3 separate regions of the Homo sapiens genome follow, and all the other regions are linked to region 3. A link is a loop called in an ENCODE intact Hi-C map of the cell type or tissue named here. Cell type or tissue: heart left ventricle. All regions are shown on one strand. Each heading gives the region's core, and the rest is flanking DNA. Links, peaks and the distances in the headings are about the cores only. Region 1 has its middle 37 kb from the start of DUSP5-DT. Region 2 has its middle 51 kb from the start of SMNDC1. Region 3 has its middle 19 kb from the start of SMC3.

Region 1 (10,189 bases), core at 1,281-9,280, 89 kb after region 3:
CCCTGGTATGGCTAATCGACACCCACAAACAGGCCTCAGGCTGGCACAGGCAGGGGTACAGAATAGACAGTTCTGTGTCCCTGGTCCTGGTGGAGTGGGTTTACGGACCTGACCATTGCCCTGTCTCTTGGCTTCCGACCTGTGTACACTGTCTTGACTGCCAGAGTCCTAGTATCTGTGGAGGCAGCCACTCCCTCACCTGGCCCCTGCTTTCCACCCCACTGGCTTTGTGCCCTGGGGTGGGCGTCATGTGCTTCCTGGTCTACAAAATGGGGGTGATAACTCCCACAACACCTATACAGGTGTGCTTACACTTAAAAAGTACGGTTACAGGCCAGGTGTAGTGGTTAATGCCTGCAATCCCTTGGGAGGCCAAGGTGGGAGGATTGCTTGAGCTCAGGAGTTTGAGACCAACCTGGGCAACACGGCGGAATCCCGTCTCTACCAAAAATACAAAAATAAAAATTACCAGGCGTGGAGACGTGTGCCTGTATTTCCAGCTACTCGGGAGGCTAAGGTAGGAGGATCACTTGAACCTAGGAGTGGGAGGTTGCAGTGAGCTAAGATCAAGCCACTGTACTTCAGCCTGGGTGACAGAGCAAGACTCTGCCTCAAAAAAAAAATATTGTAAGGTGTCATGAGACTGGCAACGATGAAACATTTGGACCATGCCTATGCTGACATTGTGAAGGGCATGCCCTCAGAGTCAGCTGGCGGTGGGGGTCAGGGTGAATTAATCCAACTGTTCCCAAGAGCAATTTGTCAGTATTTGTGAAAACAAAAATTGTTATTTATCTTTTGAACCATTAATTCCACTTCTAGGAATTTGTGCAATGAAAATACCAAAGACTACATATGGGGAGGTTGTCTGTGACATTCCTTACAGTGGTTAATCCCGGAAGCCATCTAAATGCCCACTTTCCTCTCTAACACAGCTATTCTATGGTATACTAGGTACCCACTAAAAAGAATGAGATTGTGATCCATGGACTGATATGACATGATCTTCAAGAAATATTTTTGTGTGTGTGAAAAAGGGTACAAGACAGTATATATGTGATCTTATCTTTATGTTTAAAAATAGGATGTAATTGTGTGTGTGTGTGTGTGTGTGTGTGTGTGTGTGTGTGTGTGTGTGTGTGTGTGCTGAGAATATTTCTGGAAAAAGAATGTGTAGAAAACAGAATTTTTTCCAGGGAGGGAGGGCAGAGGTGGAGGGAGAATTATTTTTCACTGTGTGCTCTTGCACTTGAAATTTTTATGCGTTTGTGTAATTTAAACACAATTTTGGAATATAAAAAGTATGTAAGCTACTTCCATTCTAATTACTGGCAAGTTTTTATTTCTAGAATGCTTCTATGTCACAGAGAGTGGCTCTGAGAATGACCTTTGAAGAATGGGAAGATGACACAGGCTTCAGAGGACCAAAGTAGGATGTGGGCTCCACAGAGTCGGCCGCCACTTGCTACCTCTGGAGGCTGCCTGTAGTCTTAAGCCCAGGAAAGGCAGTCTCCCCAGCCCCTGTCACTGCTACCTGTGGCCGCATCTAGCCCCCAGCACCTCCTCCTCAGGCCCCATCTCTGGAGGGGCCATCACTCATAATTCAGTGGGTGTCAGGCTCGGTGCTAAGTGCTTCAGGTGCGTTAGGTTGAAGGTCTTTGCCTCTCACCTCCCTGCACCTCACAGCTGGCGCAGTGGTCCAGGCCACCACAGCTTCCTTGGAACTGCTTGCCCCCTTTGAGCCATTCCCAGCCGCCAGAGTGATCTTTCTAGGCCATAAGGCATAATGGTCATTGCCCTACCTGAAACCCTCCTAGCCCGTCGCTGTTAGGATCCAATCCAAGCCCATTACTGTGGCTACGAGGCTGTCTTCCTTGCCTCTCCCACCTCTCCTCATCTGCTCTGCTCCAACTGTACTGATTGCCCTGTTCCTCGAAGAGAACAAACACATTCCTGCACCAGGACCTTTGCGTTCGCTGTTCCCCTAGCATGACGCCCGTTCCCCAAGACCTCCCTGAGCTGTGTCTCATGGTTCAGTTCTCAGCTCAGTGTCACCTTTCAGAGAGGCCTCTCTGACTACTCTAGGTAAAGAGAAGCCTCCCTCCCCTGAATCCACCTATCCCTCCGTCCCACACCACCAGGATGCATTTTCTTCATGGCATTTCTCAGTCTTGGCGATTGCCTTGTTGATTTGTTTGGGCTCTGAGCCCTCTCCATTGAATGTCAATGCCCTGAGCACATGGGCCTTTTTGGTATCGATCATCTGTGGAGCATAACGTCAGCACCGCAGGTGTTTACTAAGTGAATGGATGCAGTACATGCATTGCAAGTGCCACATGTTGCTGGAATCTTTGCTGCTTACTCTCTGTGTGGCCTCAGGAAAATCACATTTTCTGCAGCTGTGCAGTGGGGCAGGCTGGGAGTACCAGGGCAAAATAGAGAGCGGCTCCTGAATGGAGCTTTTTGTTTGTTCTAGAAGTCTATCATTCTGAAGAAGTTGTACGGAAACATGTACTCTGATTTTCCAGCTGGGGCTGTTTTCTGCCCACCTTCCTGCTCTGGGAAGCAGCGCAAGTTCCTGGGAGATGCTCCCTGGAGTCGGGGGAAGGGGTTGGCCTGGAAAATAGCCCAATGCCTAGCGGGAAAGGGAGGGTGTAAATGCGGGAAAGGGGTTCCTCTGGGAGAGTTGAACTGTCTCCTGAAATAGAGTGTGGAAAGAAAGACTGGATCAAAGTACACAGACTTTAGGGAGGTTAGTGCAGCTGAAACCCTCCACACAATGCTTGACGCTCATGTCAACACAGCACATGTAAAGGAACGGTCGCAGTGATTATTATTAATTATTGCTGTTACTGAACTGTGTCCATTTCTATAAAGGAAACGGACTATCTCAAGTTGTGCCTTTTCACAATTCTCTGCCTCATTTCAGCATCATAACAGTCCTTTGGGGCAGGTACCCTTGTTATCATAGAATTGAGGAAACCCAGCCACGGAGAGGGTGTCTTGCTCAGGTTCACACATAACTGCAGAACTGGGATTCAAATGTGGTTGGGCTCTTCCTGCTAGAATTTTGAAGTGTCTTGAAATTTCCCAGGATTCTTTATTTTTGTTAGGCAGTGCCTGTTTCCTTGAGGTTCCCAGCAGTTAAAATAACCATTAAGAAATGACAGGAGACCACAGACTTGGTTAGGAAGGAACAGGGCTGGGAAGAAGTAGGGGCACCCTTGCCTGGCTCTCCAGGAGAATCTGACCCCACAGGGGGCTACCTGGGAAGGGACAGAACCAGGGCCAAATCCTGAGGACCTCTCTTCAGCTATGAGGCCAAGTGGCTACATCTCCCTTCTGGCCTGAGAGGCTCTAGAGGGGCAGTGAACTTCTGGATGGGTCTCAGCAACAACAGAGGAAACACAGCTCCCACTCGGGCCCTATCCTCACCCTCAGGGTTGGAGCCTGGCCTCAAATCCTGATCTTCCAGGTGCCGAGCCACCTTGAGCGAAAGCAGCAGGTGTAAAAAACGCCTGACTCAGAACGGAACCTGGAGCCACCTGCCCAAGATGCCTGGGGCGGGGACCTGTCTCTTGCCCTGCCACTATGGGGATGACATCCTCCACCCTCACTCTCTCCCTTCCCCAGAATGGCACCTATGGTGTCACCATTACCACAGGCGTTTTGGGGTGGGCACTTGGGGTCAAGCCCCTTGCTCAAAGGATGACACGAAGTCTCTAATACCTTTGTGGGCCTTTATCTACTCAAGGTTGTGTGGGGGTGAATAAGCTGTTCCAGGGATGTGTTCCAGGGGCTGCAAGAAGGTGGGGAAGGCACAGGAAGAAGCAAAGATGGAACTGGAGAAAGGGTCCCAGCGTGGCCTGGGATCAGGACCTCGAGAACAGGTGGGGAAACCTGGAGGGAAAAATGGAACTGATCAGGTGCATTTCAATTGGGCCGTGGTATTTTAGGCAACACCTCTGCTGGAGAGGTTGTTGCCTGCAAAACCGGATGAAGGCAGTGCTGTCAGGGCTTGGTGCTCCGTGAACAGCCACCTGGGGTCTGCACGTGTCTTCTGCCTCCACCCACCCCCGCTCAAACCCCCTTCCCAGCACCTCCCTCTCTGCAAGGTTCCGGAGTGGCCACCCACAGAGCAGCTCTGGGCTGGGCGCTGAGTCATGAGGCTGTGGTGCCTGCCAGGGGGCGAGGGTGGCAGATGGCTTCATGTGGGCGTGAGTGAGGAGGGGGGCAGATGGGAGGGGCAGTGACCCTGGGCCCAGCAGAGATCCAGGGAAGTGGCCTGGGAGGTAGGTCCCCAACTCTTCCTTCCCCCCGTCTTCACAGCCATTTTCCAGGGATGCCCATTCCTGCTGGGGTAGCCAGCTGTGACCAGGTCAGTGTGGAAAGTGAGCCCTGGGAGACCTGAGGCCTGAGGCCCTGGGCTTCCGCTTGACCTGGCTGGGTCAGCCGTGGGAGGCAGAGCCTGGCTCTGTTTATCCAGGCCGGACACTTCCGGAGCAGATGGGCGCCTGTCAGAGCCACCAGCCAGGAACTGGGCTGACGTCCTCTCATTGCCAAGTGGCAGGTGACTCGAGGGCCTGGAGGGAACATGGGTTTGGTTTGCCTGTTTATTAGGGAACTCTCTCTCTGAGCTGGGAGCTGCCTGCACAGCTGAGTGAGCACAGGGCAGACTCTTTGACCCAAAGGGACCTGGCCCTTTCAGGCGCTGAGTGCTGGGGACTCTGTGGGGGCTCCAGGGTCTCCCCAGAAGCCATGGCTGAGCTCTGCTTTTTGCCACCCCTACCTTGGTGTATGCATTTCCTGGGGTTCCTGTGACAAAGTACCACTAACCAAGTGAGTGGCTTAAAACAGAGATGTCTTCTCTCACAGTTCTGGGGCCAGCATTGAACGCAAGGTGTCAGCAAGTCTCCTGCCAGAGGTCCTGACGGAGGGGCTGTTCCAGGCCATGCTCCTGGCTTCCGGTGGTTGCCGGCAACCCTGTGCATTCCCTGCTTGTAGAGGTATCACTCCTGTCTCTGCCTCCATCTTCACTGGCGTTCTCCCCTCGGTGTCTTCTGCATCCGTTCTCCTCTCTCTCTCTCTCTCTCTCTCTCTTTTTTTTTTTTTTTAGATAGAGTCTCGCTCTATCGCCCAGGCTGAAGTGCAGTGGCATGATCTCGGCTCACTGCAACCTCCGCCTCCCGGGTTCAAATGATTCTCCTGTCTCGGCCTCCCAAGTAGCTGGGACTACAGGCGCCCGCCCCCATGCCTGGCTAATTTTTTGTATTTTTAGTAGAGACGAGGTTTCACTGTGTTAGCCAGGATGGTCTTGATCTCCTGACCTCATGATGCACCCACCTTGGCCTCCCAAAGTGCTGGGATTACAGGTGTGAGCCACCGTGTCGGGCATCTCCTCTCTTCTTATAAGGACTCCAGTCATACTGGATTAAGGGCCCACCCCACTCAGTATAACCTCAAATTAATCACATCTGCAATGCCCTATTTCCACATGAGGTCACATTCTGAGGTTTGGGGAAGGACATGAATGTTGGGGGGATACTGTTCCACCCAGGACACTTGGGTTGCCCATCTGCCTCATTCTTTCTCTCATCTTCAGCTTTTCCTCCCTCTTGCTCTGCCATTTAGAGAGAGGACACCCTGTACCCGGGCCTGAGCTTTTGGGGAAGGTGAGGCCACCATTTTCCCAAGAGCTGGCTGACTCCCAAGCATTCGACTGTAAATTAGAAAACCCATTAAGACGCAATCAATGTACAACTTGGTTTTTATCCTGTACAGAGTATCAGAGGCCTTTGGGAATCGAAAGGAAAGCTCTGAACTCCCGCCCAGGGTAAATGTACATGCAAACACGCACAGCTCTCAGTGGTGACACAGCCCTTCCAATGCCCATTTGTCCTGGGACTCCAGAGAGGGCCTTCTCCGGGCCAAGGAATTTCTGTCTGGAGCAAAAGGAGGCCCCAGTGCTTCAGCACTGTGCTGCCTGTGAGGTCAGGGGTTGCCATGCTGGGCGAGGACTGGGAAGGGTTTCCTTAAATCAGACCAGCGTCAGTGTTTGTGTGTGCAGTCATAGGGTAGGCAATGGAAAGCGGGTGGTGGAGGTATTCAGGAAAAGGGTGGGGTGCTCTGCTGTGGTGTTAAAATGTTTTTTTTCTTGCCCCTGTAACCACCGCCCTCCAGATATTGTTGAAAAGAGGCCCAGAGCCTGATGCTGGATCTCCGGGCATTTAAAGCAGAGGTTCTCAGATGTGTTATTAAAGGGAGGAAGTAGGGAGTTGCCCAGCATAACCTCCTCCCATTAGCCTCTTTATGTAAAAGCACCCAGACTCTGTCCTTTTGTGTGTACATATAAATGTCCCCAAAGGTCCTGAAGGGTAAACATCAAGCAGGTACCAGTGGCTGCTTCTGGACAGGATCTAGCATTGAGGGCATCAAGGAAGGACTTTTCCTTGTTGCTACCTCTGTTTTGGTGTGGCTTGAATGTTTCCAATGAAAGTGGATTCAAGTGATAATTGTGTGTTAAATTAAAATCTTCTCAAAGAAAGGCTCTTGATGTTCTGGGAGTTTCAGATCCCTTCAAGAAGTTCCTGAAAACCACGGTCTATCTCTCCCCACTGCACCTGCTCACCACGAGCATCCCCAGCCCGAGGGAGGGGCAGGCCCCAGGCCCTGAAGCAGACCAGCTCCTTCTTCCGGAGAAGCCCACCTGCTGCCACCAGCCAGGCCACGGGGATGCTCCTTTTCCCCTCTCCCCACTCCACACCCAGGCACCCAGAAAATTCTAGCTGAATTGTTCTCCCGACCAGTGGTTCCCAGGCGGATGGCATCAGAATCAATTGGGGGCTCGTTGAAATGGTGTGTTGGACCACCCCTTTACTTTTCTAAGATTTACTTTTCTAATAAGCGTCCAGGTATCTGATATGATGGATCCTCCCACCTCACTTTCAGAACCAATGATCTAGGTGAAGGGCATTAACTGTGCCTTCCGAGGTTCACCTGGAATCCAGAGAGGGGTTCCAGCTGGGAACAAGGTTCATTCCTCTCCTGTGTGGAGGCGAGGAGAGGAGCATCCATGGGAACCACCTGGGGACAGGGAAGAGGGAAAATCCTTCTCTTAGGAGTGAGGCTGATGAGATGCTTTGCACTGGAAGACTGTGATTGCCTCAATGAGAAGGTACCCGGGAGGCCCCCCAGTCACCTCCTACTCCTCAGGGACTGGAGGGTTGAGAGGCGTGAGCAGGTCCTTTCAAGTCCCTCTCACCAGGTGTTGGCCTGCCTGGGACTCTGAGCTCTGACCCTTCCGTGCCCCCTCAGCCTCTCCTCACCCCTCACCATTTTTTTTTCTTTTTCTTAGAGACTGGGTCTCACTCTGTTGCCCAGGCTGGAGTTCAGTGGTATGATCACAGCTTACTGTGGGCTAGCAAGGCTGTGGCTGGAGGTTGGGAAGGCAGGGGCAGGACCCTCCAGTCCCTCGGCTTCCCCATGACTCCTTTCCAACCTCTGTAGTTCTCAGGCATTAATACACAATCTCACCTCACACCTCAAGGGACTGGATTGAACAGACTAGGTGCCCCTGGCACCTGGCTAAGCAACTGGTGTGGAATTGGCACCCAGTAAATGTTTACTGAAGGAAAGAAAGGTGGAATTCCAAAGTGTGAAGAAAGGAAAGGTTTCTGCAGTACTTTTCCACTCCATTCCCTTTCTGCATCTTGCCCTCCAGCAAATCCCAGTTGTGTGGGTTCAAAGGGACTCAGCTGTGGGACTTATCTTTTTTCCCTGCAGTGACTGTGTTTCACCCTGGGGGCATTTTCATCTTAACTGAGCACTCCCAGCCCAGGTGACTTAAACCCCAAGGATGCAATGTCAGGCCTCAGGGCAAGTGAAGTTGTGCAAGGCCAGGATCCAGGAGAGGCAGAGTTCTAGTCCAGACCTCCACCCCCAACTCATGTCAGATCCACCCTGCAGCACTGTGCCTTAGGCCTGCGCAGGTGTCATAAAGATGCAGGTCACTGGGGGAGGGGGACTCACTTTGGAGGGGCCTTGTGTGTGTGCGGTGCTTCTGTGAATGAGCTCAGCTGCTGTGTGGAGCATCTTTGTCTGCCAGACTGCCCTAGGAGTGATGAAATAGGGTCAAAATGCCAAATTCTTCCAGCAGCTTCTGAGATAAGAGCCCCTGCCAAATTGAGGGGGTGGCAGAGTTGGCGAGTCTGGGCCTGAGAGAGAGAAAGAGAGGGAGCCTGTCCATTAGAAAACTCATTGAGGAATCAGCCCGATCCTCCCTTTCCCCCAATTTCTTTCACCTGCTGGGGGGGCAGGTGGTGGTGGGGAGTGACTTGTGGAGGGGACAGGGACACCTGGAGCAGCTCTGGATCCCTGTTAACCCCTCAACGCCCAACTGCCAACAGTCACTAGGGACTTCTGATGAACAAATCCAATAACCCCTTCTCAGGCCTCTCTCTTCCTCCATCTCTGCAGATGTCTGCACTGGGGTGAGTCCTTTCCTTCCTCTAATGATTGACAAGCACTCATGCAGTGCATGCTCTGTGCCAGGCACTGTGCCAGCTCTTGGATACAAAGGGAATGAGCCCCAGCTCCTATTCAAGGAGCTTCCAGGGTGTGGAGAGAGCAAGGTGGCAACTGGCAGTTTCAGCACAGCAGACTGTGAGTGCAGTGGCTGGAGAATTTTAGGAAGGAAGCAACTCTGAGAACTCTCTTCCACATTCACCCTGGGCATTCTGTCTCTCTTCTCCCAATAGCTGATACCAGTTTATGTTTGTTGAGCTCTGGGCACTCAGATAAGAGCTCAATATGTGTTCTCCATCCTCACTACAACACAGCACAGGTATACACTGTGAACCCATTTCACAGAGAAAGAAACTGAGGGAGAGTGGCTCAGGAGCTTTCCCCAGGCCACACACATCTTCCGCCCCTTGAATGCCCTTCACTCCTAACTCTACCACTGTGGCAAGATTCCTGCTTACCAAGGTTCTGGTCTCCATTCTCTGTCTTCTTTCTTGTCACCCCTCCATGATCTCATGTCCTCCCACACACTCAGCTGCCACCTCCTGTGTCTGGGTCAGAGGCTTCTGCACCCTCCAGACCTGCACACACACTTCCTGCCAGCCTGCTGAGCAGCTCCACGTGGGCACCCTTCCAGCACCTCAACCCTGCTGTGTCCAAGCCCACCATCTCTTCCATACTTCTCTGTGACTATGCATGGTGCCCCCTGCTCCCGGTTACCCAGGTGCCAAGACATCTCTCTTCTGCCCCAATCTGGAACACACAGCAGACAGAAGGTACAAGGGGAGACCACTCTGAATTCTTTTGGTTCCAAGTGACAGAAAAGTTCTATTCAGACTGCCTTGATCAATAACAGATAGTTTTGAGTAGAGCTGGGCTCAGACACAGCTAAATTCGGTGGTTCAAATGGTTCTACCTACTCTTGGTCTTTTAGCTCACCTTATATTGGTTTCACATTTAGTTCCCACAGGGTGGCAGAATGGCTATCAGTTCATACCCCATTAAGGATAAGCAGAAGAGACCGCCCTTCTTTTCCTGGTAAATCCTACACAAGTCCCGGGATTTGCCCTGTCTGCACCAACTGGAGTCTTGGGACTAGTTGCTGAGGTTAGAAGGATTCAGTTCTCTGATTGGCCAGGCTGGGTCATGGGCTTCACCAGAACCAAATGGATGGAGAGTAGGAACACTAATAAAGGCTTAAAGATACCCAAAGGCTCTATGAGATATGTCCCTTCCATGCTTGAGGGTGCTGGGGAAGGAGAGAAGAGGCCCAATTTGTCCTGATATTTGTGACCATTACTAGGTGAGATACATACCCAGAAGCTCTAAAGGTTGAACCTTAGAATCCACAGTTAAGACAGAGCGGGGTTTGAGCCTTAATTCCACTAATGTGTTAGTCAGGATGGGCTAGTAGACTCATGGTGATAGATAACCCTAAAAATTGTGATGAACACAGTAACCATTTGTTTCTTCCACATGCCCCATGCCCCATGCAGGACAGTGGGGGCTCTGCTCCACATGGTCACTTAGGGATCTAGGTGGTTGGAGGCACCATTATCTTGCAGCTGCACTGCCTGCATATCTCCTCCATGCCAGGGGAAAGAAGAGACTGGAGAATTGTGCCTGGAGACTTTTCACTGCCTCAGTTTGGAAGTGACAGACATTACTT
Region 2 (10,189 bases), core at 1,555-9,554, 190 kb after region 3:
CACCCAACCTCCAAGGGCTGGAATGAGAATTCAGTGAATGATGGATAGAAACTGATATCATGCTAAAAAATCTCTCTCCTTTTTTCTTGTAGACATCAGAGGATGGTGGGAGGGTGGTTTGAAAATGTGGGAGAGGGGGCTGGGCGAGGTTGCTCATGCCTGTGATGCCAACACTTTGGGAGGCCGAGGTGGGCAGATCACCTGAGGTCAGGAGTTGGAGAACAGCCTGGCCAACATGGTGAAACTCCATCTCCACTAAAAATACAAAATTAGCCAGGCATTGTGGTGCACACCTGTAGTCCCAGCTACTTGGGAGGCTGAGGCAGGAGAATAGCTTGAACCTGGGAGGTGGAGGTTACAACGAGTCAAGTTCGCACCACTCAACTCCAGCCTGGGCAGCAAAGCGAGACTGTCTCCAAAAAAAGAAAAGAAAAGAAAAGAAAAGAAAAGAAAAGAAAGAAAGAAAGAAAGAAAGAAAGAAAGAAAGAAAGAAAGAAAGAAAGAAAGAAAGAAAATGTGGGAGAGGAAAGTGGGTTGGAATGGAGAGGCTGGGAGGGGCAGGCAAGGAGTGGCCCATTCCTTCCCATAAGGTTTTCTTTTCTTTTCTTTTCTTTTCTTTTCTTTTTTGAGATGGAGTCTCACTTTGTCGCCCAGGCTGGAGTGCAGTGGCTTGGCTCACTGCAAGCTCTGCTTCCCGTGTTCCCTCCATTCTCCTGCCTCAGCCTCCCGAGTAGCTGGGACTGCAGGAGCCTGCCACCACGCCCGGCTAATTTTTTGTATTTTTAGTAGAGACGGGGTTTCACCGTGTTAGCGAGGACGGTCTCGATCTCCTGACCTCGTGATCCGCCCGCCTTGGCCTCCCAAAGTGCTGGGATTACAGGCGTGAACCACCGCGCCCGGCCCCCATTTGGTTTTCTACCTGGAACCCGGGTGGAGGAGAATCCTTCTGCTGGTTACTGGCAACCACACTCAAATACAATCAGTCATTTGTACAGATTAAACCTGCTGCTCTAAATCACTGTGTGGGCTTAGGATCAGCTTCACTCCATTTCCATGAGGCAGTGGAACCCAGTGGTTAGAAGAACAGGTTCCACCTCTGTGTAGCCTTGGTCAAGTCCCTCAATCTTCGAGCCCCCGGTTTCTCATCTGTAAAGTGGGGATGTTAATATCTTATTAGGTTGCCTGGATGATTGAATTAGATCCTGCATAGGTTGTGCTTTGCTCAGAGCCTGACTTATAGGATGTGCTTCATCAAGGCAAACCTGCTGTTCATTCTTGCTATTGTTGTTATCATTGTTCCTAGCTGCAGATGGTGTTCTTAACCTGGGCCGCCTGTCTTGGAGACATGCCCATTGGGAGAGTGTGGCCAATTCACCAGGGGCCCTCAGCCCCACGCCTGGCAGCCACATCATTCACCAGATGAGCCAGCCGGGCCAGCCTCATGACTGAGGGACAGCTGCCCAGGTGTTAGTAGAGGCTGCATTCCAGTGACATTCCTCCTTGGCAGAAACTTCAAAACTAGAGGGAGACATTACTCAGGCAGGCTGGTAAGGCATTCCAGGCTTTCAGACCTCAGGCTTGCAAGACAAACTTAACCTGATGGTAACATAGAGTGTAATAAGAAGCATCAACTGCACTCCTGCCCATCTTTGGCAGATGGAGTGCTGGAGAGGGCAGTAGAGCATGGAGGCTGATGGGAACCCTCATCCACTCAGGCCTTGCACGAAGCCCTTGAAGACAGAACTCTGGTTCTTTCACGAGAACGACCTAGGGACAGGCTTCCCCTCTTCCATATGCAAAGCTGCTCCCCTCCTGCTCCTTCTCTGCCTTTTGAGGAAGTCACCTGGGGTGGGGGTGGGGACTCAGTTGACCTTTCTGCCTGGTGTCTCTCCTGGTAGAATGCAGACTCTTGGAGCCTCCCTGTTATGATGGGCAGCCACGTAGAGGCTGGATCCTTCAGTTGGGGGACTTTTAGTGGCCCCTGTTGTGGACCTGACCTCACTCTTGGTCTGCAGGTACCCAAATGGGAAGGGCCCTAGGCGAGCTCATGGTGTAAGGGAGAGGGGCAGGCATATAGACAAAGCAGACAAAGTCCATGAATCGGTGGAATAGCATCATGCCTAGGAGCACAAAACCACCCTAAGGTCTAAGGGTCTTGCCACCTAGTAGCTGTGTGGTCACTGGCAAGTCACTGAACCTCTCTGTGCCCCAGCTTCCTGTAAAAATTTTGATAACTGCACCCACCTCATAGGGCAATTTTGTGAGGATTAAATGAGTTAACATGAAAAGAGCCATTTGGAACAGGGCTGGTCTGCAGCCTGTTCTGTCTCTGTGTTAGCTCTCAGCACCAAGTGCTCCAGGTGCCACAGACACGGAGTCAGGTGACCAGGAGGGACTGAAACTAGGAGTGGCAGGGCTGAGGGGTCACTATGGTGGTAAAAAAAAAGACTCCAAAAGGAAGTGGTGCTTAAACCAAGCCTTGAAATCTGAGTTGTTGACAGTGAGTGGGGGAACAGAGGGACAGAGGCTGACCCATGAGGGCAACAGGACATGGTTTGGATTCACCAGAGCCCAAGAGTGAGGTTGGGAGAGAGGGGGCTGGAGAGGGGCACAGGGGCTGATCCCAGAGGTCCATGAAGGCCAGCACGTGCTTAGAAAGGTGGCAGTGGCCCGGGGAGCGTGGCTGGGAGAGGGCAAGAGTGGAGGCAGGAGAACCAATTTGGACAGGAGGTGGCTGTGAGTCCAGAGCAGAGATGAGCGATGGTGAGGGTTGACCTGGGCAGCAAGGCACTCGGGCATTAGAAGGCTCAGGATGAGCGATGGTGAGGGTTGACCTGGGCAGCAAGGCACTCGGGCAATAGGAGGCTCAGGCCTCTGTGGCGCCAAGTGTGGCAGTGAGGCAGAGGGAGGCCTCAGGACGTGGCTCAGTCTGGCTGGTGGGACCCAGGGGATGGGCTACTTTGTTCTCAGAGAGAAGGGGCTGAGAAAAAAGAAAAAGGGGAGGCAATGGACATGCAGTGAGCACCTGTGACGTGCTAGGTGCTAGGACGGATGGTGTTCGCTTAACCCTCAAGCCATCTCTCCAAGGTGAGAATAAAAGTCCTCCCCAAACAGGAAACTGAGGCCCAGAGGGCGTCCGTGACTTGCTGAAATTCACACAGCCTGGAAGCGTGGGCTCCGGCTCTCTGACTTCTAGTTCTTCAGGCTGCCTGTTTATCTTCAGCTGTCTTCAGGCAAACCAGCCTGTGGGAGGACAGCCCCACGCCTTCGCCCGTGTGAGTGTGCCCCAGCAGAAACACTGCTGTTGAGTCAGACGATACAAACCGACATCGCCTCACGTGACTTACAGATATTTTCATTTTTGCTTACTTTTACTCGGCCAAGAACTTCAAAGGAGCATAATTCCTGGAGGATTTGTTCATCGACGTGTCACAGGAGAGCCTATGAGCAGGAAGGAAATGGGCTCAGAGACCAAAACATCTGTCCCCCGTATTTCTTGCCAGATTCCGGAGCTGAGACTCCTGGGGCTCACCTGGAGCCTGGGTTTCCCTCCACTTTGAAGGCTTGACCACCCCCGCATGGGCTGGAGCTTAAGACCATTGACCCAATCCTTCCTTTGGGGTGGGGGAAGGTGTCCACAGGAAGCATTTCCAGCACTGGGAAGGTGCCTCAGTAGCTCGACCCTATAGCAGGGCTCCTGGGAGGAGGAGAACAATTCATCAGTGCCTGCCAGGTGCTACACCGCTTATGTCTCACAGAAACACGAACGTCATTGTCTCTGTGAGGATGAAAAACCAGGGGCTCAGAGATGTTAAATAAACTGGCCCAGGTCACACAGCTAGGACGGCATTGATCCGACATTCCTACAGGTCTCGGGAGCCCCCCTCGGCCCCTCTCCAGTCCAGAGGGAGGCACTTGCTGCGCTTATAAAAGTCTTTACTTGTTTGAAGCCCAGTTCCTCTCAGGTGTTGCTTTTTTCTGTTTCTTTTCTTTTTTTAGGCCTTGGGGGTTGGGATGGGAGACCAAAGGTGGAGTTGTGCTATTTTACACAACTGACTTGGCTTGCACGTCATCTAAACACCAAGTTCCATTCTCAGAGGAAGTGAGAGGTGTCCAATTCGGTCATGCAGAACGCAGCTGGGCTGCTCGAAACGAAACAAAGCGGCTACTCCGAAGGAGGTGTTGTCCCTGGGCCGGTCCAGGTTGAGTCAGAGCAGACGCCACTCCCACGTCAAAAATACCAGGCCACTGTCCCAGGGAGCTGGGCTATTCACTGAGGTCATTTTCACCCCACTTCTGAAATCCACATTAAAGGAAAAAAGAAAAGGGAAGGGAAGGGGAAAAGGAAAGGAAAGGAAGCAGAAACCAGGATGGCGACAAGGAGAGCCACCCAGTCGGAGCAGCACCTGTGCACCTATGTGGGGTGTGCCGGGCACCTGACGGCCGCAGGTCCGGACAGTGCTTGTGCCTATCAGGCCATCTCAGCCTTGGTTATATTCAGGACCCAGGAGTGTATCTATGTTGTGTGGGGCCCAAAGACTTACAATTTGGGACACTCCTTAATAAAAAGAATACAAAAGTATGAAAACAAAATTAAGTACAAAAGTGGGTATTTACCTAGGAGGAGGGGGTGGGGAATCACAGCAAATTGCTGACACCCTACAGATTGGCCCCTTCCTTCAGCAATCTATGTAGGCAGTTTACCAGAAATGCGCACACAGCAATGCTTCCTGTTTGTCACCTGCCTTCCTTTCCCTGCCTAGAACACTCCCAGAGTCTCCCTGCTCTCTTGGGCAACGGAAGCTTGTGTCTCTTCATCTTTATGGTAAGAGCACCTCGGATGAGGCTTCTGAAAGCTGTGGGCTGGTGGACATCACCCAGGGCAGGTGTTCCTAACATTTTTGGGGTCTTGGTTGCCTTTGAGAATTGAATGAGAGTTATGGAACCTCCCCCAGAACAATGTCTACTCAAGTCTACCAAATTTTACCTACAGTTTTAGGGATTCTTAGATTCCCTAAAGCCTATCTGCAGATCCCAGATAGGGAACCGGTTACCTAGTGCGGTCCACTCATTTCACAGATGAGGCAACAAATCCCAAAGGGGTGAGCAACTTGTGCAAGGTCACCCAACTGGACTCGGATCCAGCTCTTGACTGCCTCCTTTTCTCTATTGTAACAGTTATGCCTTCAGCACTGGACAGGGAGTGGGGTCTTCAGGGGAAGGAGACCCCAAGTTAGGTCCCCTCAGAGGGTCTTTCTTATGTCTTTTCGTCTATCCTGGACACATATTTTTGCCTAGTGCAGCTCAGGGAGGGCAGGATGATGGCTTTGAAATACAAACACAGACAGGAAAAAAAGACTCCCACAACATGTGAGTATAAATGCAATAAGAAACATAAAGGAGAGAGAGAGAAAGCAAGAGAAGTTGTAAGCAAATAATATGCAAAGCTCCTGAGAAAGAACTTGGGCTGCTCTGTTTGGTAGCTGGAGACCTGGGGCCTGGGGAAATCCCAGAAAAAGTCAAATCTGATTGGGCCCTAGCTGAGGCCCTGTCCTCTCGCTTCGCTCTCTCCCTTCCTACCCACCTTGGTTTGGGGTCCGCTTGGTGCCCCAAGCTGTGTGCTTTGCAGGTGTGACTGCTTCTTCCTGCACAGCTTCTCCCTCCCCCAGCCTCAGCATCCCCCCCGCCCCGCGACCCCAAAGCTGCACAGCTGTCTGGATGCTTCCTCTGAGCCCCAACAAACTTAGATCTCCTGGTACCACCCCCCCCCCCTTGGCACCTGGCTCTTCTTTTTCATGGCATATAGAATCACTTACAGTTTTGTATTTATTTGTTTCAGGTCCATGTGCTTCTGTGAGACCTTAAGCTCTGTGTGAGCAGGGCCTAGGTCCTTGGTGCCTTTGGCCTGGCATGTGGAGGCTGTCTCCCATCCCTTGCTGATTTAAACAAATGGTGGCATCTGGAGGTTTGGATCAGGGCATAGGAATAAATGCCCGCTGGGCCACTCATTCCTGAAATCCTGTCCAGGCCTGAGTGCAACTGGGAGCTTGCTTAAGCCTTTAGCCTGTAGGCACAAACGGTAGATGAGCAGGTGGTCAGTGCAGTGAATGGGCCCAGATCCTCAGAGCGGAGCCACCAGCCAAGCAGGCGCAGACCTCCAGGGCTCCTCTGTGTATCTTTAAAGTGGGTTCTGGATGCTCCCTCCTTTTCTCAAGAGCCTGTCTCTGAGTTGTGAGGCTCCCTCAAATTCCCAGTTGGCTGGCTCACCAGCGGTCATGCCAGGGGCTGTCAGCCAAGGTCGTGAGTAGATGGCTGAGATGGGCATCCTCTGAGGGCTGCACACATCAGTAATGAGGAAGAAGCTCTGAAACAGCGCCCTCTCCTGTCCGCTGGACTCGCCTCCAGATAATGGAGCTGTCTTGAGGGAACAGCCTGTCGTTCATACTCCGTATTTTCCCTTTCATTCCATTTAGTGTAGGGTAGAGTGTATTCTTTTTCTTTTTTTCAACTTGACACCCATGACTCCGTGACAGATCGCCATCTGTCATGTGTGTGTGACTACCTCCCTACTAAGGGCCAGGGAGCCCTGATCAAGTATTCTTTCTTCTTCCTCTGTTTCTTCTCAGTGTTGGGTTGCTGGGGTGGGGAGGGGAAGGATTTATGTGATAAAGAAGCCTGAGGTACAACCTCAGTTGTACCTCAGTTTCTCTCCTCCCAGGCTTGCTGCCCGGGGAGCAGGGGCTGTAGAAGGAGAGCACTGTTACCAACTGTAGCCAAATTCACCTTAACAGTTTCTCACCCCGCCCTTGTCTCATCCACCCCCCCAGCAACTAGGAGCCAGATCTGACCACAGATACCCAGGGATGGGCGGGGGGGCCAGGGCCAGGTGAGTTCATCCCAGCAGGTGGGTGCCTGCTCCAGCCTGCCCCTTGCTTCCTCTGAAACACACTGCAGCAGAGCAGCCTCCTTCCCTCTCCCAACCTTAGATGAAATAATCAGTATGAAATTTTCTGTCTCCTGACAAGATGCCACATACTTAATTTTCTTGCACCAATCACCTCTGCAGGAAGATAGGAAATAAACTATGATAGGATAATTACACAGCTGAATACAACTGACTGGTGCTCTTGGGGGTGAGGTTGGGGGAGGGGGAGGGTACACCCAGCATTCTCATCCTCTCTAGTTAATCACGATGTGGCTTTCAGCAGAGCCACAGCCTCAGTAGAAGCGAGACGTCCTCATGGCTAAGTGACGAGTCTCTCAGCGTCATGACAGTGCCCAGCAGCCTCCCTCCCTGCCTTACTCAACGCTGACTATGCCTTAGATCACTGCATCGTGGCTTCAGCACTTTGTCTATGTTCCGGAAAAGCCTTTGCTCTGTCATAGCTTCCCTGACCTCCCAAGGCCAGTGCATCAAAACAGTCACCATCCTGAGAATAACGTTTCTGCTCCCAGGTGAGCGGCAGGCATCACACATCAGGGTGTCTGGGGCTGTCAGGAAAATGGTAAGGAAATATGCACGTGGAAAGAAACAGCTGGCACTTTTTACAGAATCTAGCACTGGGTGTTTATTGCGGCAGAGCTCCATACATTCTTGTTGAATGAATTGATGAATACCCAGGGTTCCTAAGGATATGAGCTGCTAAACTGGGGGGACTCTGCACACAGTCTCTGGCATGGATTGCCCAGCATCGAACCTTGGCTCTGCCCCTTGCTAGCTGTGTGAGCTCCAGCATACTTCTTGATCTCTCTGTGTGCCTACTTCCTCACCTCTAAAATGGGGATGATAATAATAATAATTAATAATTAAGCATTGTTATGTGTAAAGCACTTAAAATACTTCCTGGCACACAATGAGCACCGTGTTAAGTGTTTGCTATTGTTAAGACTACAAAAATAGTCACTCCAAGGAATTGAATGTTACTTTTAACCAGGAGCTGTGAATTTCCTTATCTGGTAGGCATTCACCCCTCCCACCCCCACAAGCTCCTGCCCCACGCATGACACCATCTACTGCAGGGATTTGCAGGTTTTACTGTAAAGGGTCAAATAATAAATATTTTAGACTTTGCAGATCACAGTTTCTATCCCAGCCACTCAACTCTGCAGCCATAGTGTGACAACATGTAAATGAGTGAGCAAGGCTATGTTCTAAGAAACCTTTTTTAATACAAAAGCAGGAGGTGGGTCAGATTTAATCCACTTTGTTAATTTCTGACCTATTGCAACTCATTTTACAAAACAACTGCTCAATTCCTACCTCTTCTAAGAGCCTACCTACTTGTACTTTCCCTCCCTGGACTTCAAAATCACTGGGCTTAGAGGGAGCTTAGTACCATGGAAAGAATATGCAAGAAATGTGGATTAAGCTCTGGCCCTGCTGCATGACTTTGAACAAAGCACTTACGATCTCTGGAGCCTCAGTTTACCCATCTGCAAAATAGATTTAAGATTCTTTTGTCTTACTTACCTAATAAGGCAGTTTGAACGTCCAATAGAGAAATGCATACGGATGTGACTTGCAAACTTGAAAGCACTACCCAGTGGAAGTACATCTGCACGGTGTCCCCAGTGCCCAGCCCAGTGCTTGGTACGCAGTCAGTGTTGACTGAACCAAATCCCAATGGTGGTATTAAGTACAGGTTTTTGTATCAGATAAATAGGTAAGTGCCTATGTATCTCCTTGGCTGGATGGAGAACTCGAGGGACACAGGCCTGAGGAGAAAGGACAGCATTTCTGAGGCAGGTTCCCCAGAAAGCTTATCTACTTGAGCTGTAGGTCAGAGTCATATTGCAATGGGTCTGGACTACAATGACAAGACTAAGGCATCTACAAATCTGGGCTTGTTAACTGAGACTATGTGACAGATAACCACAAACTGGGTAACTTAAAGCAATAGAAATTTATTCTTTCAGAGTTCTGGAGACGAGAAGTCTGAAAGCAAGGTGTTGGCATGGACATGCTCCCTCCAAAGGATCTAGGGGAGAATCTATTTCTTGCCTCTTCTGGCTTCTTGTGGTTGCTAGCATTCCTTGACTTATAGCCACATCGCTCCAATCTTTGTTCCATCTCCACGTCGCCTTCTACACTTCTGTCTTTCCCTCTTTCGGTCTCTTAGAGGGACATTTGTTTTTGTTTTAGGACCTGCCTGTGTAATCTAGGATGTCTTATCTCAAGATCCTTGATTTAATTACATACATCTGCAAAGACCCTTTTTCCAAATAAGGTCACATTCACAGGTTTCCAGGATTTGTCGACAGATCTTTTAGGTGCCACTATTAAACCTACCACAGTATCTTATTACTTCTACCTAACTTTTTACCTAAATATTTCCTATGTCATTGAGCAGTCTTCCAAAAGCATTATTATTATTATTTTGAGACAGGTTCTCAGTCTGTCACCGAGGCTGGAGTGTGGTGACATGATCACCACTCACTGCAGCCTCAACCTCCTGGGCTCAGGTGATCCTCCTGCCTCAAACTCCTGAGTATCTGAGACAATAGATACATGCCACCACCTCCAGCTAATTTTTAAAATTATTTGTAAAGACAGGGTCTTGCTATGTTGCCCAGGCTGGTCTTGAACTCCTGGGCTCAAGTGATCCTCCTGACTCAGCCTCCCAAAATACTGGGATTACAGGCATGAGGCTCCACATCCAACCAAAACCACTATTTTCATGGCCAATAACATTCCATGTTGTGGATATATTATAATTAATTCATTTTCCTCTTGTTTGGCAGTTAGGTTGTTCATAGTTTTCACCATTATAAGAAGAATGCATTGCGTGGGCTTTGAAGTCTTATATTCCCAGATCAAATTCTGACTCTGTCATTTACCAAGAATGTGACCTTAGTCAAGTTTCTTTTCTGAGCCTCAGTTTTCTCATTTGTAGAATGGAGATTATAATGCTTGCCTGGTGAGGTAACTTGGAGGATCAGGTGAAAGAAGATATGTAAAGTGGCCAGCGGCAGAATGTTTGGCACAAGTAAGAGCTTAGTAAATTGCAGCCACTCTTGTTTTATTAATATTGATGGCATCTCAGTTCATTTCCTTAGGATGGATTCATAGAAGTGCTGTTCCCAGATCAAGGGGTGTGGACAATTTTAAGGCTCTTGGTTTGTACTGTCAAATTGCTTTCCAGAAAAGCATTAGCAGAGATGCTCAATATTACCTAATCCTACATAATGA
Region 3 (10,189 bases), core at 1,161-9,160:
AATCACTGGACCCGGGAGGCAGAGGTTGCGGTGAGCTAAGATCACACCATTGCACCTCAGCCTGAGCAGCAAGAGTGAATCTCCGTCTCAATAATAATAATAATAATAATAATAGTAATAATAATAATCGAAAGGGATCTGAAATGTGCAGGTTACTCAGCATCTGCCCATGGACTTTATTTTAGTTTCCTCCACAAATGAAGCCTGACGTCAGGATTTGGGTGCCGGTGGTTTAAATGGGAGGAGATCCCAGGGAACAGAAGTGATGGAGTAGGAAGAGTAAGACAGCGAAGAGAGAAAAGCCAATAACTTATGCTCTGTTGAACCAGTTAGAAGTATGAACACTGAGAATCAAGCCCACTGGGAAACTTCTGAGGAAATGTCAATAGCATACCTGTATTCATCCATTTTCACGCTGCTGACAAAGATATACCCAAGACTGGGTAATTTATAAAGAAAAAGAAGTTTAATGGACTCACAGTTCCACATGGTTGGGGAGTCCTTACAATCATGGTGGAAGGCAAAAGGCATGTCTTACATGGCGGCAGACAAGAGAGAATGACAGCCAAGCAAAAGGGGAAGCCCCTTGTAAAATCATCAGATCTCGTGAGACTTACTACCGTGAGAACAGTATGGGGGAAACCACCCCCCATGATTCAATTATCTCCCACCAGGTCCCTCCCATAACACATGGGAATTATGGGAGCTACAATTCAAGATGAGATTTGGGTGGGGACACAGCCAAACCATATAAATACTTCAGAATTGTCCCACCAAAGCACAGGGACACAGAGGCTCTCGTCCACCAGTTCTCATCTCCCAATGACTGGAGGTTGCCCTCAGAGGTCATTGCACCTCTGCTTGGCTGTGCCGATTTCCTTGGCCTCAGAGAAGGAATGGAGGCAGAAAATCAGGTAGGTGGCATAGCACTTGGGCAGGGAGTCTGTTAACATGCATGAAAGTATCCACAGCCTGTTGTGCTGAGGGCTTGTGTGTAGCCCTTCCTTTGCTGTTCTTTAGACTACCAGTGCTTTTGAATGCTTCCTCATACTTTTGTCTTGTCTCCTCACCTGGATTTCACACACCTTAAAGGTTAGACTGTTGGCTAGTCTAAGGTATATCATACAGTCCCTTGGAATTACATAGTGACTTATACATTTGTTGGTTATTTTTCATTTTTGACAAAGTGGTAATTATGGTTCTGCAGAAAAGGAAGAAAGACATGTTTAAGTGCTTTGAAATTTATACCTACCTGACCTTGCCTTTTGTTGCCCAGGGCACTGAATTTGCCTTCATCCCTGCATTTGTACATCCCAGAAAAGGAAGCCACACAGAACTTATCAGCCCTGGGCCAGATATCCAGGTGAACATTAGCTATAGAAATGCATTGAGCTAAAGAGTTGGAAGTCATGAAATAAAATCTCTGCTATCTGCAGATAATGTCCAAGGTTACAGCTCCTTCTGAACTGCTTTGTTAAGGGGATAAAGGATAGACAGTGAGGGTCCTGATTATATCATCTAAGCTGGTTTTGCGGTCACCATAATAACTTCCCTGGGAAGAAAGCTGGTGGTTCTACTATTTGGAAGGAAAGACTGTGTTTCAGTGCCAAGGCTTGACTCTGGCTAATCAAGACAGTGCTGCTGTGTATGACTGTGTAGACTGCACTGCATAGCTCCTGGGTGCACAATTCCCAGAGTGGTGTGATATGCGGACCCATAGATAAGGATCTCAGATGGAAGCTCCTCAAATGGGAAAGGATTGAGAAAGGAGAGCACTGGGGGGTGTCTATGCTCATTGAATGCTGATGATGCACTTGTCCCTCTCCCCCAGGCTTGGTCCTGAGGAAGATAGTGAAGGCTGGGAATCCGTGTCTGGGAAGTCATCAGCCTACCTTACACTAGTGAGTTAGTGATAATAGTCATAGCATCTACTCTGTACGAGGCTCTATGCTAAACACTTCACATGAGTAATCTCATTTAATCTTTACAAAAGCCCATTTGATAGATGAAAAAACTGAATTAAAATAGGAAATGAAGAGGGCATTAGACTAAGAGAAAGGTGATCCAGCACTTACTCACCACTTAGGTCTTCTTGTCAGCACTATTCAAATTGTGCTCCATAGAACCCTGTAGTCCACAAACTGTTTGTTACCAGTTCATGAGGAGAGCAGTACCTAATTGAAAGCAGGCATTTAGAAACCTTTATAGCAGTTTTACATTCAAGTGCATTAGGGAACCTGTCTCACTGAACAAGGGATAGACCAGTTCAGGTGCTGGCCATGAGCTGTGTGGCAGCAGGACCATGCTACAGTGTGTGGTACTTTAAGGTTAGTCGGTCAACTGAAAGCCAAAGGCATGTAAAAATCTGAGAAAACAAAAGCATTTATTTCTTTTGATATTTTGTTGTTTTTACTTATTACATATAATGTTTTTGTAAAAACTAATTTTTTTTAGTTTATAATTTTAAAATCTTCAGTTTTCTGGGTGGAACCAGGGAGAGTGTTGAAGAGAAGAAAAAGAAGGCTCCTGCTGTGCCAGAAACCTTTAAGTAAAAGTGAAGGCATTTTGCAGAGCTGAAGATCAAGTGCCAGAGAAAAAAGTTTGCCCAAAGGATGCTTCGAAAGGAAGGAAGGAAGCTTATCTATGAAGAAGCTAAACACTATCACTAGGAATATAGACAGATGTATAGAACTGAGATATGAATGGCTAGAATGGCAAGAAAAGCTGGCAACTTCTGTGTACCTGCAGAACCCAAATTGGCATTGATCATTAGGATCAGAGGTCTCAGTGGTGGCAGCCCAAGGGTCCGAAAGGTGTGGCAGCTTCTTTGCCTTGTCAGATCTTCATCAGAAACTTTGTTAAGTTCAACAGTGCTTCAATTTACATGCTGAGGATTGTAGAACCATATATTGCATGAGAGTCTCCGAACCTGAATTCAGTAAATGAACTAGTCTCCAAGTGTGGTTACAGCAAAATCAATATGAAGCAAATTGTCTTGACAGATAACACTTTGATGGCTTGATCTCTTGGTAAATATGGAATCATCTGTGCAGAGGATCTGATTCATGAGGTCTGTGCTGTTGGAAAATGCTTCAAAGAAGCAAATAACTTCCTCAGGCCTTTCAAATTATCTTCTCCATGAGGAGGAATGAAGGAAAAGACCACCTATTTTGTAGAAGGTGGAGATGCTGGCAACAGGGACAACCAGATCAAAAAGCTCCTTAGAAGGATGAACTATGGTGTGTGCCACAATTATTTCTGTAATCTGATCAGTTAATAAACAGTGATTGCTTTCAAATTGAAAAAATAAATAACAAAAATATTAGCTAAATTAGGAAGCAGACTTTCATAATAATTTTTAACTGTAATTTAGAGGTGACAAAGCAAACTTCACTAGACTTGTTTTCATCAAGAAAAGACACACCTTTGCTAATGCACAGCAGCACCAATAGTAAAACAGATGATGTCTATGGAAGTGATTCCAAGGAAATTAAACTACTACGAAAAGAGTTTGTACTAGTTTTACTCAGAAGTATAATTCCTCACATATTGAGTTCAGTTTTGTAGCCATAATTGACACTAATATTCTAAAACTATAGTATGTTATTTGTAGAGATATGCTAGCTAATAAAGCTCATAAGACCATCAACCTTATGTAGCATTTACATAGAAAACAAAAGAAGTAAATTCAAAACCTAAAGAATACCTTGAAAGAATGTTGAATTTAAAAAACTCATAAGAACAGATGTTCAATATTTCACATATAAACATTAGTAATGTATGAGCATCTTATAAAGCAGCATTTGGGGATGCGAAAATTTAAAAAAGAAGACTTTAGCACAAGACTGTATCAAAGATCTTTGAAATTATGGGTGACTGTGGCAAATAAAGTAACTCAAATGTCGTTTTTCATAACTAGACGAATTCAGTAACTAGCTAATGACATGGCAGATTAACTCACAGATACACGGCTAGCAAAGTCGTTTTCATTGCAAGTTATTGAATGCCCACATACTGCTAAAATGACAATTAATGTAGTATATATGCAATTCAAACATAGTGGAAGAATTTTTTTCAGTTTCATTGATGACAAGCACAACTAGTCCTAAATGTATAAAACTATAAAGGATTACACTGTCAAGGAATGTGGTTTAAGACTGCTGTAGGAAGATGCTTTAATGTGCAGCTTCATTGACAGAAAAGCATACTAAGTTTGAAGAATGTAAATCAATGCACTGCTTTTTTTAATCAGGAAAGTTTTACAATGAAAAAATGTTAGCTGAATTAAACAGTGTCTAGTTGTGTAGTTACATAGCAAAAAAATAGTTATGCAAAGGATAATGCATGAAATTCGAGATTATTCTCTTTATTATAATATGTGTTCATATGGAAGCTGATCATAAACAACTGTTGTAGGTGAGATACGATGCTTACTGAAGAGAAAAGTACTATTAGGAATGTTTGACTGTGAAACAAACTCTTAGTGTTCCTAGAAAGTAAAACAAACATCTTTATAAGGTCCCAATGTGGTTTGGGACAATAGGCATGCTTCTTTGTGTGATATTTTTGGCATTTTAAATGCTTTTACTACTTCTAAGCAGGGAGAAAAAATGCAGCATGATTTTCAATGGCAAAGAAGATTGAAGGGCAAAAATGACAGAAGCTTGGAAGAACAGAATATCCAGAGACTGTTACAACATGCCCCATAGTTTAGCAACAATTATCAGTGATGTTAGTGATAATCTTGATATTGCATATCTGTAAAATGTTATGGTCAAACAAGTTATGGGACATTTACATTTTATTTCCATCAAAAGAAGATTCGTGCATGGGAAATTCATAGATCCATAATCTGTTGCTTTCATTGAAAGACAATTTAACTCTACAGGATAAACTGTTGGAACTGGCAATTGAATAATTGACGAATTTTGAAAATACAGAATCATTTGCTTCATTTTGAATAAAAGTGAAAGATGGAAATCCTGAGCTTCCTAAAATTGTCTTAAAATCTCTTTTTCCTTTCCCGTTAACAAAGCTCTGTGAGACTGGTTCTCCACTAACCTCTTATTAAAACAAAATATAGAAGCCAGGTGCTGTGGTACGTGCCTGCAGTCCTTCCTAGCTACAGGCAGGGGATGGGGGTGGCGGAGGGGGGCAGTCCTGAGGCGGGAGGATCGCTTGAGCCCAGGAGGCTTCAGTGAGCTATGATCTTGCCACTGCACTCCAGCCTCAGTGACACAGTGAGATCCCATTTCTAAAATAAATAAATAAGTAAACAAATAAATAAAATAATTATTCTTTATTAAATTACAACAACAACAACAACAAAAATAGAAGCAATCTCATCACACATTCTACTTTGCAAGTAGCATTATAGTCCATTCTGGCTGGGTTAGATAGGTTGGCAAGCCATAACTTGTGTATTTGTCCATTAAGAATGCTCAATATTTATATGCATGGTGTTCATTCAAAGTAGAGAAACACTATTTTACTCAAAATTTTTCATTTAGTTATAATTGCAGAACAACAAAAATTATAAATGCAATAGCAATTTATATATTAATCATATAATACACACATTCAATAAACATGTACAGATTTTGCAATTATTTTTCCCGTTATGTTTATTCTGATTATATTTATTGAAATGCAATTTTGTCTGTTGAATATGATAATAAAATTTGGTTCAATTTTGTATATCTTTGTTTTTTAATGTAATGTGTCCAGTATTAATAATTCATTTTTATTGTACAATGGATTGGTTTGCAGATTAAAATTCTTTTAAAAACTGGTTCTTCGCCAGCCAATTTGAGAAGCACTGTTCTACAGGTCAACTTTATCTGTAAAGTGAGGATGAACTGCCAACTTTGGAGCAATCACAATTTTGGATTATATAAAGTCCAGCGAGTTATCAGAAAAAAAGGGGCCATGTTCAACATCAGCAGGAAAGGCGAATGGTTATTCTGAGTGTCACATCTTCATCTTTACCACTAGAGGGCGGTGAAGAAGTTCTTGTAATTGTGGGATGCATCACAAAGCCAAAATTGCTTGTAAACCGAGAAATTGAAGCACGCAGGAAAAAAATAAAACACAGAGTAAGATCAATTACCCAGTGAACATTTGTTGGTCGCCAATACTGTCCTGTAACACACTAAGACTCAATACAGAGGTCAAAACCCAGGGTCTATTTGTAGCTAAAATTCAAAATAGTAGGTAAAATTGGGATGGACACAAGATTAAAGAGATAGCTTTGCATGATGAAGAGTCCTGGAGATTAGTTGCATAATAACATCAACATACGTTTAAAAATGCTTAAGATGGTAAATTTTGTGTTATGTGTATTTTGCCACAATTTACGGGGGTGGGAGGAAGAGAAAGAGAGAGAGATTGCTTCTTTAGCCTGGCGTGGGCAGGAACTGTCTATACCCAACCAACAGCTCTAGCTCACAAGACGTGGAGAGGAGAGGTGGAGGTACACAGGCCAATGCATCACAGGGGTTGTGGAGCCTTTGCCGTGGGACCCACACTCACACACACACATGCACTTTTATTCTTAGTTCTGCCACATATCTTAGCCCATCACTCTGCCCCAGTTTTTCAACCCCTGAAAAGCTTAGGGAGCTCGTTTGCATAATCAGTTCATTCATTCATTCATTCATGTATTTGCTTAATGTTAACTGAGCACCTACTCTGTTCCAGGCATCCTGTGAGGTGCTGGGGTACAGCTATGATAAGACAGACAACCTCTGCCCTCAACGTGTTTACAGAGAATTGCCTTTTCTAGTTGAGGCCTTGAAGGGTCCTAGGAACTGTTTTTATCTCAAGTCAGCATCTCCTTCAATCAGTGACAAGTAGGCCATTTGGAGCCGCTGTCTCTAAAGTATTCTCTTGAAACCGTAGGAAGACAAGGACACAAGAGGGAGAATAACCACAGAACCACAAAGGGATCCAAGGTTGCCTTGACAACAGGATCAGAGGAAATAGCCAAGCCCTTGAGGTGCCAGGACTGGACTCTGAGCCTGGGCCGACTGTCCATTCAATGTCACCTTTTGACTTTGACAGGACTTCACTGAAGTGAGTCTTTGAAATCCAAAGGAAGAGAGGCCCACGCACTGAGGAACTCATCCCACGTCCATCCCAGCCTTGTTCTGATTCTGGAGGAACACAGGATGTCCTCACTCCAAAGGCTGCCAGAGACTGCTGGAGGCCGCACAGGAAAATAGGCAAGAGTCTGGCTTATGATTCTAACAAGCTTCAGTTAAACTCGGGCTGGGCCTCAGAGTCGCTGTGTAACAACATATGTCTGTCTGAGCCTCAGTTTCTCTATTTGTAAAGTAGAAATAATACTAATAGTATATAGCACCTCAGGGAATGTTATGAGGATGAAATTACATAATAAATGTGAAGTTCTTAGCACAGTGCCTGGCACACAATAAGCACACACTTAATGTTGTTTAAAAAAAAAAAAAGCTGAGCTGGACTCCATCTTTTCAAATGAGAGAACTGAGGCCCAGCAGCTTAGTAATAGTGGAAAGTTGATGAATTGTGGAATTATACCCAGTTTTGGCTCTCCCAGTAGACTTTGGGAAACTCACTTAGTCTCTCTAAACCTCCGTTTTCTCATCTGTGAAACGGAACAACCAGGTTGTTCTGAGGACTACCTGAGTTATGTTAAGCACCTGGCACCAGAACCTGGCATATTGCATTGTCCAGTAAAATGTTCATTTTTTTGTTCCTCTCTGTGGTTGTCCAGAGTCAAACTTGGTTCTAACTTTAAAATTGCAGCCCTCAAGGAGTTCATGCTCACCTTCACAATGCAAGCTTGGAAGTCAAGCAGCTCTCAACTCAAATCCAGTTCCTGACCTTGGGCACATTACTTAGCTTTTTTCTTTCTGCTGCAGTTTCCTAGTCTGTAAAATGAAGATCATAATAGTACCTCCTTCCCAGTGCTGGCATGAGGATTATGTTTTCTTTTGAAGTGTCCCATAAATGTTTATTATTATGTCCTGCAATCATGGCCCTAATCAAGAGGCTCTCAAGTAGATAAGTAGTATGCTTATATTTTGGTTTATTTGTGTACTAGGCTGTTATCAGAGCTGGGATTCACAGAGTTAGACAAGACTCCTGCTCTTGAGCTGCCCACAGTCTAGGAGAAGAGACTTAAGCAATAGCCTCATGACTGTGGTCAAGGGCTTTGATGAGATGCTGGGTGGCCAGTGGTTAAGAATACAGATTCTGGAGCCAGACAGCTGAAGTTTGACCTCAGTCCTGCCACTCTGTGATCTTGTGCAAGATATACTTAACCTCTCTGTGCCTCTATAAAATAAGGATAGCAATAGCACTTGGTTCATAGGGCTATTAGGGAAAGTTCAGTGGTTTCATATCTGCTTAGAACAGGGCCTGGCACATAGTAAGCACTCTATGCAGGCTCCTTCAATGAATAAAAGCTTACATACAGGCCGGATTCGGTGGCTCATGCCTGTAATCCCAGCACTTTGGGAGGCCGAGGCGGGCGGATCACTAGGTCAGGAGATCGAGACCACCCTGGCTAACACGGTGAAACCCCATCTCTACTAAAAATACAGAAAAATTAGCCAGGCGTGGTGACGGGCACCTGTAGTCCCAGTTACTCTGGAGGCTGAGGCAGAAGAATGGCGTGAACCTGGCAGGCAGAGCTTGCAGTGAGCCAAGATCACACCACTGCACTCCAGCCTGGGCGACAGAGCGAGACTCCATCTCAATAAATAAATAAATAAATAAATAAATAAATAAATAAATAAAATAAAAGCTTACATACAAATGACATTGGTAGCATTCAGAGGAGAGAGTATAGTTCTAGAGGAGGAAGTAAGGAAACCCATAAGAAATTGAGTACAGTTTCTATACCTCAGTCCCCCTGGATTTCACTCAAAATATTTCCACCAGCAAAACCTGGAAGGGATCGTGAAGAGTTTTGTGTCAGAGACTCATGGTCTGCAGATAAGGAAACTCAGGCCAGAGAAAGTGGCTTGCCCAGGTGAGGTGGGCAGAATAATAATCCCCCAAATGTCCACACCCTAATTCCTAGAACCTATGAATATGAAACCTTACATGACAAAACTGATTCAGTTCAGGATTTTGAGATGGGGAGATTATCCTGGATCATCTGGAGTGGCCCAGCGTAATCACAAGAGTCCTGATAAGGGAAAGAAGAAGACAGGGGAGTTGGGAAAATAGAGGTGACGACAGAAGCAGAGGTTGGAGTGACACAGGCCAGTGAGCCAAGGCACATGAGTGACCAATGCCTTTGCTTGTACCACATCTCCTTCCTCCGGGGTGCCCTTCCTTTGATCTGAGCTCTCATTTCCTGCTATTTGTCCCAAGGACCAAATTTCCTACTTTGAGCCTTGATAAAATGCTCTTCTCCCCAGTCCACCAATGCTACTAACAGTTATCTCTGGCTGATGGAATTGTGGGAGATTTCAGTTTTTTCCTTTTGGCTTATCAAACATTTTCCATATTCAGTAATTAACGTGATGTATCACCTTGCAGTTGAAAATTATCTATAAAAATAATTAAAAGGAAGTGAGCATTTGGTGATATCTAGTTTGTGCCTGGACTTTTCCATACGTTATCTCATTTACTCTTTAAAACAGCTGTGTGAGTTAGGTGTTATGGTGCCCATTTTATTTGTGGAGAAACTGACACAGACTTTTAGGTAACTTGCCCAAAGTCACATAGTAAGTACTGGAGCCATGATTTCCAACCAATGTCATCTGACCACCCTCTTTTTACTATACCACTAGCCTCCCTCTAAATAATTCCCACGTCCCTTTGTGGTCTTTCTACGTTCTGAGCAACCTTTTGCTTATGCAGTGGTCTCAACTTGCCTCATCCATCAGGAGAGAACAGTAGTGCAGCAGCAGTAATCTTGTTGCTGCTGGACTCAAGGAATTGGCTTATAAACTAACACATTCATTTCCTGTTTCATTATTCCCATTCTTGTTGATTACTTAGAATAAATTGGTCTCTCAGGATCTGATTAGGGCTGTAGGAACTGGTGGATTAACATAGAGCCAGACCCGAGGCCATGCTTGTGGGCTCCGGCTAGCCTGGCTGGTTTCTTGCTCAGCCTCCTTCACTCTGGCCTCCAGTGAAGGGAGTGGGTCATTTGAAAGAAGCTCTATCTTTGGTACATACCAGCAGCTGG

Evidence for each region. Peaks named below come from ENCODE experiments on the same cell type or tissue, not always from the same donor. Only the 100,000 strongest peaks of a DNase experiment are listed, where the experiment ranks them.
Region 1: it touches region 3 in a loop (2.4-fold over the local background); 5 of 110 quality-filtered maps call a loop at or near these places.
Region 2: it touches region 3 in a loop (10-fold over the local background); 73 of 110 quality-filtered maps call a loop at or near these places.

The regions. Positions count from the first base shown.
Region 1 is chr10:110,454,578-110,464,766 of GRCh38, reverse strand. No RefSeq gene overlaps it. Among named protein-coding and RNA genes, the nearest start is that of DUSP5-DT, 37 kb to the left of the region's middle. RefSeq lists enhancers at 3,430-3,479, 3,490-3,549, 3,570-3,649, 3,720-3,809, 3,611-4,810 and 2 more. In heart left ventricle, for the core only: no CTCF peak of the experiment used is centred there; DNase peaks (open chromatin) are centred at 4,174, 4,495 and 5,991; H3K27ac peaks cover 2,097 bases.
Region 2 is chr10:110,350,682-110,360,870 of GRCh38, reverse strand. No RefSeq gene overlaps it. Among named protein-coding and RNA genes, the nearest start is that of SMNDC1, 51 kb to the right of the region's middle. RefSeq lists enhancers at 3,314-3,363, 3,384-3,483, 3,053-4,252, 3,844-4,303, 5,354-5,403 and 1 more. In heart left ventricle, for the core only: a CTCF peak has its summit at 6,377 (motif pointing left); a DNase peak (open chromatin) is centred at 6,350; H3K27me3 peaks cover 304 bases.
Region 3 is chr10:110,543,161-110,553,349 of GRCh38, reverse strand. It overlaps the pseudogene RPL7P35. Among named protein-coding and RNA genes, the nearest start is that of SMC3, 19 kb to the left of the region's middle. In heart left ventricle, for the core only: CTCF peaks have their summits at 5,789 and 5,996 (motif pointing right); no DNase peak of the experiment used is centred there; H3K27ac peaks cover 1,443 bases.